2 separate regions of the Homo sapiens genome follow, and region 1 is linked to region 2. A link is a contact called in ENCODE Hi-C or POLR2A ChIA-PET data. All regions are on one chromosome and are shown on one strand. Each heading gives the region's core, a stretch centred on a gene start or an enhancer-like site at or near the end of the contact. The rest is flanking DNA. Distances are from core to core; before and after follow the strand shown.

What was found. Hi-C counts contacts between places; a loop is a spot of excess contacts on that map. ChIA-PET counts read pairs that join two places held with the same protein, here RNA polymerase II (POLR2A). Pooled maps may share reads with other maps.
Region 1: a loop to region 2 is called in a pooled map, with 8 times the contacts of the local background. The contact joins the enhancer-like site here to the promoter of FUT4 in region 2. A Hi-C loop is called at or near these places in 1 of 168 maps with a recorded cell type or tissue (PC-3) and 8 of 50 pooled maps. POLR2A ChIA-PET finds 5 or more read pairs at or near these places in 1 of 52 experiments (H1).

The regions. Positions count from the first base shown.
Region 1 is chr11:94,872,472-94,879,007 of GRCh38, reverse strand. It overlaps AMOTL1 (angiomotin like 1), which reads right to left. Exons shown (of 13, transcript NM_130847.3): 13 at 2,260-6,536. Among named protein-coding and RNA genes, the nearest start is that of CWC15, 98 kb to the left of the region's middle. RefSeq lists an enhancer at 2,073-2,584. Within about 2 kb of position 2,172, at least 15 of the 41 ENCODE cell types and tissues checked have a DNase peak (open chromatin) inside an H3K27ac peak, as active enhancers do.
Region 2 is chr11:94,541,972-94,548,826 of GRCh38, reverse strand. FUT4 (fucosyltransferase 4) reads right to left here and starts at 4,906. Exons shown (of 1, transcript NM_002033.4): 1 at 1-4,906. The coding sequence starts at 4,693. The coding sequence ends at 3,101. PIWIL4-AS1 (PIWIL4 antisense RNA 1) reads left to right here. Exons shown (of 5, transcript NR_135093.1): 5 at 2,981-3,495. RefSeq lists an enhancer at 2,655-3,329 and a silencer at 4,149-4,718.

The DNA.
Region 1 (6,536 bases), core at 923-3,422, 330 kb before region 2:
TTCTGTCCGGTATATGACTTTGGCCGAAAAAAAAGTCACATTTCCAACAAGGGCCTCAATAATGTTTTTTCAGTTAGCCATCTGCTTACCAATTCTCTTTAGAGCGATTAAAAACAAACACAAGCAAACCATAAAAAAAAACAAAAACACACAACTAAAGTCAAAGGCAACAATTCAGTGCAGAGAGAGAACAAAAGCTTTAGAAATGAGCAGGCCTGGCTTCTACTGCAGAGCCCAAGTGCACACCTCACTTCTCTTGAGTCTGTTTCCTCATTTGACGTGCAGGGGTAATAATGTCCCATAATACCTACCTCTGGGGTTCTTAAGATGAAATATTATTCCAAAGCCAATTCAATAAAACTTAGATCCTGCCTCCCTTGCACATTCAGAGAGGCAAAACCCATCAGGACACAAAGTTAGGCACTGTTAGTTTCTAACAATAGGACTATAATTCATATTACTATACTCCAAAGCACTCAACGATGTAGTCTATGATCCTTATATTATCTGTATACACATTATGAGTCTCCAAAAACTTGGGGAGAGTTACCCTTTGATAGAACTCCACATCAGATATGGAGGGCTTCCCAGGTTCCCATAAACTCCAGATTCAATTTAAAAAATTACCTATATATCTCTCAATATTCTAAAAAGAGAGGAACTTTGAGGATGATAGACTCACCAAGAGAGGGAGTCCTGGCTCACTTGGAATGGTCTCGGGATGTCTACCTGCCAGGAACAGAGGCAGATAAAGGAAGCACATCAAAGATACCCTGTCATGCTTGATAAAAAGGCAACAGAAACAGTAAACCATAATGACATTTTTTTATGACAGAAAGCTTCTTTTATTTTGACAACACAGAACTTTAAGAAAGGAATTTCATTGCTTCTGATTTATTTCCCATTTGTGACCTAATTCCTTATCACGATGGGCCTGCGCAACTTAAAACACATTGCTATCTCTTGTGGTTCCTGAGGCCCCAGCCCAGATGTCAGAATGGAGGCCAGTGTTCCTTCAGGGCACAGACGTGTACCACTTGGAATGACTACAAAGAACTGCTGGGATTGAGAACTTCTCTCCTGGGGTGTACAAGGGGCCAAGAGAAAGGTCAGAGCTCAGGGGGTGGCTCGCATGATGTACACATGTGGGATCAGCGTGGGAAGGTGACAACTCGGAAGGGTCATACAAACCCTAAACACAAATGCAGTACTCCAGCTGTCTTCCTGGAGTCATCCTGACAGGTAGAGACTGGGGAGCTGCAAGAGTGCATCTTTACGTGAATTGAGTCATATTTGCACACGCACACAGATGGCGCTCCCTGCAGAGGAGTCCTCGGGGTAGAAGCAGGACAGACAAGAAGCCAGGCAGACAGGAGCATGAGCCTCCTGCCTCCCAGCATCCACCCAACTTGCACATGCAAGTCCCTTGACTCTGCAACAGGTAGACCTGGGTTCAAATCCCCACCCTGCCATCTTTTGCACATTACTTGCCCAGGGTTGTTTGAGTTTCAGTCTCCTGGGGTTTAAAGTGGGGATGATGACGAGGTTGTTGTGACTGAAGAAGATAATGCATATAAATCACACTGATGATTACTCGGGGGCTAGAGATGCATCCTTCACACTCCCCCAGAGCTCACATCAAGGAAGCTTTTCCTATGCTAGGGCTGGGGGTGGGTGAGGAGACAGGCTTTCGCTGAAAAGGCATGACCAGAGAATAAACAGCAGGAACCACTCTCTCTTAAACACAGTGATCCCAGGGGAGGGGCCTTCATGTGGAGATTCTCATGAGTCTTACTCTGTTCTGCTTCAGTCTCTGAGGCTCCTGGCCTGGATTTCGCCCATTTACCGTGTGACTCCTTCCCACCAAAGTCCCGCTTTCTTCTCCTGTGACCCCAAGACACTGACAAAACAGCTCCCATCTCCCATTTCCATCCTCAGGCTCAGAGAGCCATGGCTGACTCCAGGCTGCCTGGGTGAATTCCTGAGACAGAGCCAGTTTACAGTGATCATTTGCAGGCTCTGAACTAAGGAACCTCAAAAGTGGACACTCACATGTGATCAAAGTGGACACCCAGGCACACAGTCTCCCTGCGTTTCCTTTCTCCTTATTTGTCTGGAGGAGCCAGGAGTGGGCGGGCTGCAAGCTGCGATGGTCTGGATGATTCATTTCCTCCTCAGAGTCAAGAGCTGCGTGTTGGTGTCAGCGTGAGGCCCACAAGGGGGGAGCCGAGGGCCTCTGAAGCAAAACATTAAGTGGGGTACAATGAAATGAAACATTTATTGAGCATCAGTTTATAAGTTCTTTAAGGAAGAAAGGAGCAAGCGAGAGAAAAGAGTCATTTTGCCATTTTATCCATTTATTATGTACAATATTAAGGCACAAGTTTAAGCAGCAAAGGAGAGGAAAATCTTTGGCTGACCAACAGCATCAATATTTGCTGTGGGGGACAGGCAGTGTTCTTGGAATCCCCACACTGGTACACAGACCCATTTGGCTGTATGGCCATGTACATCACCCCTCAATACAGACTGGCAATATGAAGACGTCAAACGTTACAGCCAGATACCAGTCTGCTGGGAAGAGCCGGCACGAGCACGGCACACTGCCACCAAGCACAGCGACACACACACACAGAGCAGGTTGGAGGGCAGCGGCAGCAGGACAGCTGAAATCGGGTGCCCATGCTTACCACTGTTTCACAGAATTTTACACAATTCTGTAAGTGCTCATGGAGGAGGAGGCTCCCTGTTCCTCCTCAAAAGGAAAAAAAACAAAAAACAAAAAAACACCTTGATTCAAATAAAACCAATGTGGATATATTTGCTTACATTCCGTTTTGTAATAAATACTTACAGGTGTCTCTATGTGAACAGACTCCTAGGCACAATCACATGTAAACACAACACCGGGCATCCAGACTTTGGGGGCTGATACAAGAAAACGCTGTATATGTAGTTCAATATAGAGAGAGCAGTATTCTAATTCTGTGAAGAAGCAAAGTTTCATGACAAAGAAACACCCCAGTCACATCATAACATGACAATAACATGCACTAAAGTAAACACAGTTTTACAGAATACCTACCAGATGTTTATATGAATGATTATGCACTTATATCTGTAGTGTATGCAGAGATGTGAACACATAGGAGGCATGGCAAGAGAATTGATTTTTAAAAATCTGTGTGCTAATGAGGATGATCCCCCCTTGAAGTGGACACTTTGAGAGGCTCTGAGGCCAAAGACTCATTCCAAGAAATTTCTTAGGGATTTTTTTAGAAACAAAAATGGTGTAACTTACCTTAATTGCCATCTTTTTTCATCCAACTGTGCTATCAAGCACTTGAGATTATTTCCAGAACTTAAATCCATCCTCAAAGGAGGAGGATTTCTCATCTCTAAGGGTAAACCAAAGGAACATGCCAAGCCCTGAAGGCCATTCTAGTAGAAGAGTTCCCAAGATATTTTTACTTGGCAGCACTATAGTCAATGAGCACATAGTCTCCCAAAAGACACCTTTTAAGGAGGGCGGGGTGAGATGAACACTTTGATCTTCTGTATGTTAGGAAAAGAAATTCCCACAAACAACCCTATAGTCATACCTCATATGTATGCACTCACTTATACACATGTCTTTATATACCATTAAATTACTAAGTGAGAAAAGGGTATACTACTTAAGAGAAAGAGGAAAAATTGCTCATTTGTTCCAGGAGAAATTCACTACTGAAATGCTAACTTTTGCATTTCCCCAGCCGACCAATTTCTGGTAACTTCTTAATTACTTTGCCTATCTCCCATGGAGCCACACGTCAGAGGCAAACTCATTAAACAATCGTCACATCTAATGAAGACATTTTAAACACTTTAATTACTTAAACAACAAGAAAAGAAACATTTATAAAGCATATACCAAGGCTGTCTCAGGTTTTAGGATGTGGAGAAGCCAATGGTAGGCTGGATACTCTCTGGCTACTTAAAGCCTTACCCATTTAAGAACATTTGTGGGATCCCACTGACTATGGTCATGGTACTCCTTTGCTTAAGAGGAGTGCAAGATCATTCAGAGAACACAGAGAAGCATGCTCCACTTACTCCAGCGTGGACACTGGTTTTGAACCCTGGTTTTGAAAAACACATCTCTTTGCTCAGCATAACTCCCTGCAGTCAAAACATGAGCCCCCTGCCTCAAAAGCTTTTAATGCCCCAATCTATTATCCACTGCTTCTGAGGTCCGCAGCCTCACCTGAAGTCTGTGTCCCTAAGTCTCTGGGACTCAGGTCAATGGGGAGGAAGAATTTCCCATTCTCTCAGCACCTGGCATGAAGGTGCTACAGCCACTGCATCATGAGGGTGCGCACCCAGGTGAGAACAAACAAGAGTAATGACTGGCTGCTCTGCACGGGGCATTCTGAACACCTCCTTCCTGAGTAACAGAAGCACTGAATTCTCTGTTCCAGGTTCAGAACTAATTTGTTGCAACTGTTTTGGTATCCATGCCAAGCCTTGTGGAGTCAAACTCATACATGAGTTCCAAAGAGCAACCCCAGAGGACTGCACCCAGAAGGGCTCCACCACTGCCTGCTCTCCCAACGAAAGCCTGAGGAGGGCCAAGGCAGCCCCTGCCCTGCGTGCATGGTTAGAACATGCTGAACTCTGCAGTGTCACTGGCTGCCAGCCTCTGGGAGGCAGAGAAAATGCTGAGAAGAAAACGCTAAGAAAGGGTTCTGCACATGCTCTGAAAGTTTTGGAAGATAATGTGTTTTTCCTGGCAGCTTAGCTATATGGACCTGCAGACAGTAATAGTTCTCATGTACAGAGGCATCTAATTAGTGAAACTCTAGCTTCAGAGACCTGACTCCAACTTCTCCAGTTCCATATAATATCCTGGCAGCACACAGAAACTGCCAGACAACGCAGTCAAGGGTGAAGCAGAACAATGCTGGAATACCTTCCCGTGAAGCCAGGGCCTCTCCCCTTCATCCTGAGATAGGACCCTCAAGTTCTATAATCAGGCTCCACTGGGAAAGTTTGAAGTCCAGGTCTCTGGGAAGTGCAGAAATATTTTTTAGGTATAGTTTGGAGCTGTGCTTCTGGTGGAACACAATAATTTCCATCTATGCCTAGCATTTATAGGTGATTCTAGGAGTTCTGGGCTTAGTCCTATTTCTTAGGCTCTGAGATGTGTGATAGCTGTGTGTGTGTGTGTGTGTGTGTGTGTGTGTGTGTGTAGTTACACGTGCACACACACATCACAGACAGGCATAGAGACTGCCAAGATGCAGTGCCGCATGTTAGAGGCTGTACAGCCAGGGTCTATGCCCAGTGCCTCTCCAAACTTTGTTTTAAATCATCCTAGCTTCTCCTGGCTGTGAGATTTCAGGAAGGGACTTAACCTTTCTGAGCCCATTTCCTCATCAGTGAAATCAGAATAATAAACGCACCCCCTGTACTCCAGGTGGGTGGAGGACTAATTAAAAGGTATTTACCACACTGTTTGCATACAGTTGACACTAGAAAATATAGTTGCATTATTTTTCTGAAAATCTGTTTAAGATATTGTAAGCTGCCCAGAACTCAGAGCAGGTACTCAGTATATGGCCGGACTTCAGGAAAGCTCTAATGATGAAAGAATTTAGTGCCCTGGCTTGGCAGGAAATTTCCCATAGAAGAAGACATTTTAAAGCTATAGATCCTGTTCTTAAGGAAGAGTCTCAGTAGGTTAAGAGAAAAAAAATACGGTCAAAGTCCAAAATACAATGCCGTTGAAGCCCTGAAACATGGCGATGTGTCTGTTTACAATGAAAACACTTGGCAGCTCAGGGGGACCTCGAAGAGCAAGCAAGTCTGACACCTGATTGGGGCAATCAGGTGTCTGGGGCATGAAGACGAGGCTTCGGGAGAAACAGCTGGGTCTCTCACTCTAACCTATGTCTAAGGGAGGCAGCCCAAGTTTGGGGTGGCCCAGACCTGATGGTAGGGGCTGGCAGAGTTGATTTACCTTCCTATCTCTAGACATTTTCCTTTCTGGTCCATCCCCAACATAAACTGGGGTCAAAATGTCCTTAAGAGAGTTAGCTGTCATCTCCTAACTCATCTCCTATGAAATGTGGTGGGAACAGAGATTAGGAAGGGATGTCTATGCCCTCTCCCCACCCATGTCCATCCTCAACCCTTTCCCCCATGGATGAGGCCTCCTGTGCCCTCTTCCCACACCCTATGGCATGGGGTGAGCTCCATGCTCAGCCTCTCAGAGCTCCTCAGTTTTCCTGTCTGCACAACAGGTACTCCGATGCTCAGTGTGAGACTAGAGGAGGTGATGAGCAGGTGGCACAATGTGCAGTGCCTATGGCCAAGCAGAGCCCCAGAGGGCCAGTTCCCACTCCTCTGTCGTACTGGGTGGCACAGAGGCTGGCCAAAGCCACTGATTTCTTCCCTTCCCTCTCCAGCTTACACCTCTTGTCTTCCTTCTGTCACCTCAATTTGGGGAGGCTATAACTTCACCGGGGTTACACACCCAAGACCAGTCCATTTTA
Region 2 (6,855 bases), core at 3,657-6,156:
TCCAGGTGCATTCATGTAATTAGAGTCATCAAGTACTAAAAATACTAAATTTGTAATAAATTTGAGGGAAAAGCCTTAAAGGAGGACATGACAATCATAGGAAAGGCATTTTGAAATACATACAGTGCACCGATATGCATTTTTCTTAAGGTATGTTAGAGCTGAACCTACTCAATTTAATATATGCAAAATAAAATGAGCAATTGCCACATTCATCTCGCTCTCTGATGAGATTAGTGTTAAATTGTTCCACATTAACAATGTGTATGTGAATAAAAATGCAATGGCTGGGCACGGCGGCTCACACCTGTAATCCCAGCTCTCTGAGAGGCCGAGGCAGGTGGATCACAAGGTCAGGAGTTCAAGACCAGCCTGCCCAACATGGTGAAACGCAGTCTCTACTAAAAATACAAAAAATTGGCCAGGCGTGGTGGCAGGCGCCTGTAGTCTCAGCTGCTCGGGAGGCTGAGGCAGGAGAATCGCTTGAACCTGGGAGGCGGAGGTTGCAGTGAGCCAAGATCACGCCACTGCAGTCCAGCTGGGGCTACAGTGCAAGACTCCGTCTCAAAAAAAAAAAAATGCAATTATACCTTCCTCATGCTAATTATTCCATAAATAATATGGTTAGTTCTAAATGGACTTAATACTAAAAAAAAATTGGTAAAATAATAGATACCAATTTATAGAGCTTTACCAAAACGAACCAAAAAAATATTTTCAAAGAAAGCCTAGGTGCTTCTTCCTAGTTTGCAAGTCAAGCTTAATCTAAATGGTGATTTAGATTATCCTTTTAATTTATTCTACAACATACCTTAAGATATAATTTTAGACCTATAAATAGATATGAGGACATCCTGAAATCACTGCAAGCAAAGAAGGAAGATATAAAATCATCAATTGGGTGCCTGCTATTTTAGGTACTTTCACTTACTTCCTAAAGTGCTCAAAATGAGCTTGTGAAGTATTTTCGCCAGTCATTTTATAGATGAGGACGCTGAGGCTCAGGACTACTACTAATTTACCCAATGTCACATAGCTGGAATTCAAATCTAAACTAGGTTACCTTCAAAACCTGAACTCTTTCCCACTGCCCCATGTGGAATCCCGGTAACACCAAGATCACTGACTGTTATCTCATAAAAACTCATTTTAAGAACTGAACTTTTATCTTTATTCGGTGGCTGGCACTTTGTAATTGTAATTCTGCCCACACTTTAATACTTTAATGAGGACATTTTCTCCACAGCTTTTCATTTGTCCTCTCAAGAAAGTGAATTGAAGCACCTAGATTTAAGTGAGCTTTTCAAGTATGTCTGCAAAAACATGTACAGAGAGGTAAAACTTGCTTTATGATTCAGAGAACTGCACTAATCAAATGCAAAATGACTATTTACAGCAGAACTCTGTATAAAACTAGTTAATCTTGACCCTACCCACAATAATTAGTCACTGAGGGTCCTTATTCTAATAAGTGGAGGAGAAAACTCCCATTATTTCAGGCTTTAAGTCAACTAGCTTTCTAATATTGATTTATGGTATCATTAAGACTGTCACAGTAATCAAACAGGTTCTGCCAATTGTTTTATCAGTCACCATTTACTTTTTGGAAGTGATAGATTGTAAGAGCCCTAAAGAGAAGGACTTTGCCTTGTATAATTCTCTATCTTCCCTAGGGCCCCAAGCTCAGTGTCTGGCAGAGTAGGCATGTAGTGGCACCTGCTGAATATGCTGCTTACTCAGTAACTTGTCAAGTCAATGCATGTATGTTCAAGATTGGTTCCATAGCACAGTCTCAAGGGCACTAGAAATGTGAGGATATGCTATACCACTGCATTGACTGTGAGGGGAACCTGCTGGCACCAGGGAGAAGCGCAGATTTAGCCTTTAACAAGAGACAGAGTAAGTTAATAGTAGGCACTAATGTAGTTCTGAGGATCTAAACATTTAACTAAAAACTGTCAGAGATAAACAAAAACTGCCAACAACAGATATCATGAAACTTTTTTTCCTTTTGCATGATTCCATAATGTAGTGCAATACCTTTCACTGTTCTGCAGAGGGTAATGCCAGCACTCCTGCAGGACTGGCATTGCAGTTTAAATTTCAGGTCCAGTAAAGACATGAAATAAATAATTGTGTGGAAGTGACACTATGGCTTCCTTCTCTTCTGTCTGTAAACACAGACTGGTTTTCTGGGAAGAGGGAAAAAGGTTGCTTCTGCTTTATTTTCACATCTGTAATTTTAATATGATTTAAAAAATCCAGGTTATAGAAAAACATAAAGACAGAAGAAACAAATTAGGAGATGACTATTCACATTGTAAAGGGATAAATTCTCCATAGGGTTTCATTAAATACTGAACTCCCCTAAGTCAATGAATTTGGGACTTGATTTAAATGCAGCTTTTCAGGAATACATTTCTTATGTAAAGTGAGGTACACGCATGTATTCATCTTAAGTTTCCTCCAAGGACAATCCAGCACTTTGCTTCCATTCACAGGACAGGGGAACAGATAGTACTTGTGAAAGAAGTCAGCGGCCCCTCTTGGACTGCCCTCCTCACCTTTCTCAGGAGCCAAGGCTGTGAGGAATCCAAACAACAAAGTCCCACCTGCAGCCACAGTCCTTCCACTCTCCACCAACAAGGCTCCTTCTACAACCACAAATTTGCTTCACCTTGGTCCAGAAAAACGTGAATCGGGAACAGTTGTGTATGAGATTTGGAAGCTGCACGGGCCACAAATATGGCCTGTGGCAGATGGGGAAATTCAGGAAACCGCCTCAACGGCTTCTTGCCGCTAAGCTATTTCATTTCTGCACTGGTTACAAGGTGAGGAAGAACCCCCTCCTTCACCCCTAAACAATGATGCCCATCAGCAGCAAAGGGAGCCCAATTGCTAGCTGTGCAAAAAATATGGAAACCGGGCCCCCATCTCTGTGCTGAGTAATATTAATTGGTAAATCGTTTTTTTCCCATAGAGCAAAAATGGGTGTTTGAAGAACTTACTCCCATGATGCGGCAGTCAAGGAGATGCACAGTAGAGGATCAAAAAGCTGACAACTTGGCCTCCCCTGGGTCGCTTCCAGGGGAGCGCGGCTTCACCGCTCGAACCAGCTGGCCAAGTTCCGTATGCTCTTGGGCCGGTCCCCAGCCCTCTGTACAGCCTGGCACACCCGGCACCAAGGCTCGTCCCAGAAGGAGGTGATGTGGACAGCGTAGCTCCGGCGCCAGTGGAAGTAGCGGCGATAGACCGCGGGGTTGCGGTCGAGGAAAAGCAGGTACGAGGCCAGGGAGGAGGCACTTGGGAAGTCGTCCACGTGGATGAAGGCGCCGCGGGGCACAAAGCGCTCGTAGTTGGCACGGTCTGGGCCCAGCACCACCGGCACCGCCCCAGCGAGCAACGCGTTGCGCCAGAGCTTCTCGGTGATATAATCCAGGTGCTGCGAGTTCTCGAAAGCCAGGTAGAACTTGTAGCGGGCCACTGTGTGCAGGAGCCCAATTTCGGGCACCGGCTGCCCCGGCCCGCCCCGGCCGAACACGTCCACGGTCACATGTTGGCTCAGTTGGTGGTAGTAGCGGACCCGGGCCTGGCGCTCGTCCCAGTGGCTCACCACCCATGCCACCAGCCCCTGTTTCCTGGACAGTGGCGGGGCCAGGCCTGAGGGCGGGTCGCCGGGGTGGCTTCTGGGGTAGAGGTAGCCATAAGGCACAAAGACGTCCGAGTCCGCCCGGTAGGAGAGCGTCCAGTTGAAGAGGTTACTTGCCAGGCTTCGCAGCCCCGGGGAGTGCGAGGGCGACTCGAAGTTCATCCAAACCCAGCGCTGGCCCGGGGGCCTGGGGCTGGAGGTCGCCAGGGCTTCTGCCGCCGCCGCTGCCTCCTCGTAGTCCAACACGCGCAGATCCACCTCCTCGGCAGTGTGCGCCTGGATGCCCCAGGGCGGGGGCCAGTCGGGGGGCCCCTTCACGAGGTCGCGGTGGTGGAAAAGCACGGCCTGAGCCTCTCCGTAGGACGCGCGGTCGGTGAGCAGGCGGCAGCCGCTGATGTTGAAGCGCAGCCGGCAGTCAGGGGGCGGCCTCGGGGCGCTATCGCGCCCCCCGAAGGGCTCCCACCACAGCAGCACGCCCACCGGTCGCGACGGGGTTGGCGACGCCCAGGGCAGCGGCGGCAGCTGCCCCCAGCAAGCGTAGGTGATCAGCGCCGTACACGTCAAGCCGGCGGCCGCCAGCACACAGACGGTCCATGGCAGCCCCCGGCCTCGGCGCCACCCGCGCCGCCCGCCCGCCGCCGCCGTCGGCGAGCCCCACGGTGCCCCCATGGCGCGAACAGGCAGCGCTGCCTCCGCTCGCCACGCGTCCGCAGGCGTGGAGGAGCGGCACCGGCTCTCATGCTGTAGCTGCGGCTCCAGCCGTCGCTGCCGCTCGCCGCTGGCCCGGGAATGGAAGGGGGCGGTCCCAGAATGCAAAGGCCGCGGGCCCTGCCCTGCTCCTCCCAAGTGCCGGGCGGGGCGAGCCGCCAGGGCAAGGTGAGCTGGCCAGGACGCCCAACCGGGCACCGCCCGTCCCTTTCTTCCACTGCGCCCGGGGCCCAGCCGGCCCGACCAGGCCCCGGGAGCCTCCTGCGGCGCCTCCGCCCACTCCTTCTCCCAGCCCGCGCCCGAGGGCTTCCGGGCCGCGCCCCACAAGCGCCTCATCCGCTACTCTTGATTCTCTCTCAACTGATCCGGTTTCCCTCTGCGCGCGCCCACCGCCCTGGCCCTCGCTCACTGTGGCCCGAACCCTCGCCTTCCAGAGGGAAGGCCCGGTTCATCCCTGGGAAGGTACAGGAGGCTCGAGACCTTCTAAAGCAGCTGCCGCGCAGGAGCAGGCCCTAGAACAGACGGAAGGCGGACCCGGCGCCGCGGAACGGAGGATAGCGTCGGCTTCCTGCCGTTGGGCCTAGCCACCCGCCAGCGACGCCCGCCGGAGGGAGGGATTGAGGGAGGGAGGGAGTCCAGAGGCCGGGGGAACGTGCGAGCAGAGGCGCGGCCACCGCATCCGTGGCCAGGATCTCGTGGCCCGCCGAGACGGTCGAATTGTGGAGGCAGCCCGCAGCGGCGTGGCCTTCAGAGTCTCTGCATTTGGTGAAGAACTTAAGTTTTCAATGTGAGTGCTCATAAGAACATTTCCTTTGCCTGCCAGCCCAGTAAAGGATAGAGAACAAAATGTTTTCTTAGCAATCAAAACATGTTCTTTCCTTTGGTCCCCTACCAAATAAGTCTGACTTGCCGGCTCATAGTAGTATTGCTTGTACCAAGACGCACAGGACTCATAAACCAAAGATGAAGATGTGACCCCCCCAAGGCCCTTGTCGTCAAGGAATTTATTGCCTGTTCAGTGAGATGAATGAATGAATATCACTATTAATTTTACCAAGCACTTAAAAAACATTTTCTGCACCCATGAAAGTTATGCAAAATAGTTTGGATGATAAAATGATGACGAAGATAAATATTCTAGCACCCAAGTTAAGGGTGTAAAGACAGTATCGCACTGGCCTCTTCTACCTTATTAGGCGACACTGGAGACATCTACGTCTACAGTCACTTGAGAAATTTTTTACCTACGGGTTGAATTTGAATTTCTGGGTGTTCGCTTTGGTTTATGATATTCAACTTTTATTCAGGGGATTTCCAAATAGATCAGGGGCGGGGCTGCTGACCTAAGGAGAGGAGAAAGTTTTGAGAGAAGTTTTAGTAGATCACAGCTGTGCATCAGTGGAGTCCCACTGATACTAGGGGAGAAATAGACAGTGCTGGGAATGGGGCAATCCTGCCAGGTGTTTTTGATGTTATGCCTACAGAAAATAAATTTGCGTTAGCCATATGAATTTAAGAATGTTTTCATTAAAAATCAAGTATAGGCCAGGCGCGGTGGCTCACGCCTATACTCCCAGCACTTTGGGAGGCCGAGGCGGGCGGATCCCGAGGTCAGGAGATCGAGACCATCCTGGCTAACACGGTGAAACTCTGTCTCCACTAAAAATAAAAAAAAATTAGCCAGGCTTGGTGGCGGGCGCCTGTAGTCCCAGCTACTCGGGAAGCTGAGGCAGGAGAATGGCGTCAACCCAGGAGGCGGAGCTTGCAGTGAGCCCAGATCGCGCCACTGCACTCCAGCCTGGGCGACAAAGCGAGACTCCGTCTCGGAAAAAAAAAAAAAAAAATCAAGCATTGTGTGTAAAAGCTTCTATAAAAGTGGCTTCCGGGTGGCGCTCTCTGCAGGGCCACAGCCTCAGTTTGGAGACTAGATGGAGGATGTTAGGTGTTCTGGCTAGGCCCATCAACCTAGTAACATTTCCTCCTGCACAGTAAAACCTTTCATAATGCTTCTGGGGTTTTTTGTTTGTTTGAAAAACAGAAATTAGAAATCAAATATTTTATTTGAAATTAGACATTTCAGTGACTTTTTTCCACTCTTACTTTTAATTAAAAGAAAAAGCTATAAATGCACAAATTACTTGTTTAAACGAAATAAAGGAAAAAGTGTATTGGCTTCTCTTTTTATGCAATTCAAGAATCCAGCCATTTATTCACATTCTTCTCCCTCTTCAGTTAAATAAGACATCACAGATAGAGCCTAACATTGTGTCTGGCACGTGGCCGGTAGGCATTTGGGAAATATTACCCTGCTTGATTGCTTCCTTCCACCACTCCCGATTTTCTCTTAAGCCTCCGAATGTTCCAATTAAGCCATCTTTTTACCTGAAGAATGCCCGAGGTCTCATGCATATCAATTTTCTTTGTGCCCTCTTACCTCGGTAGGGTTGAGACCACAAACTGCCCCTACTATACCCTTATTTGATGTGGGAGGAGGGGAT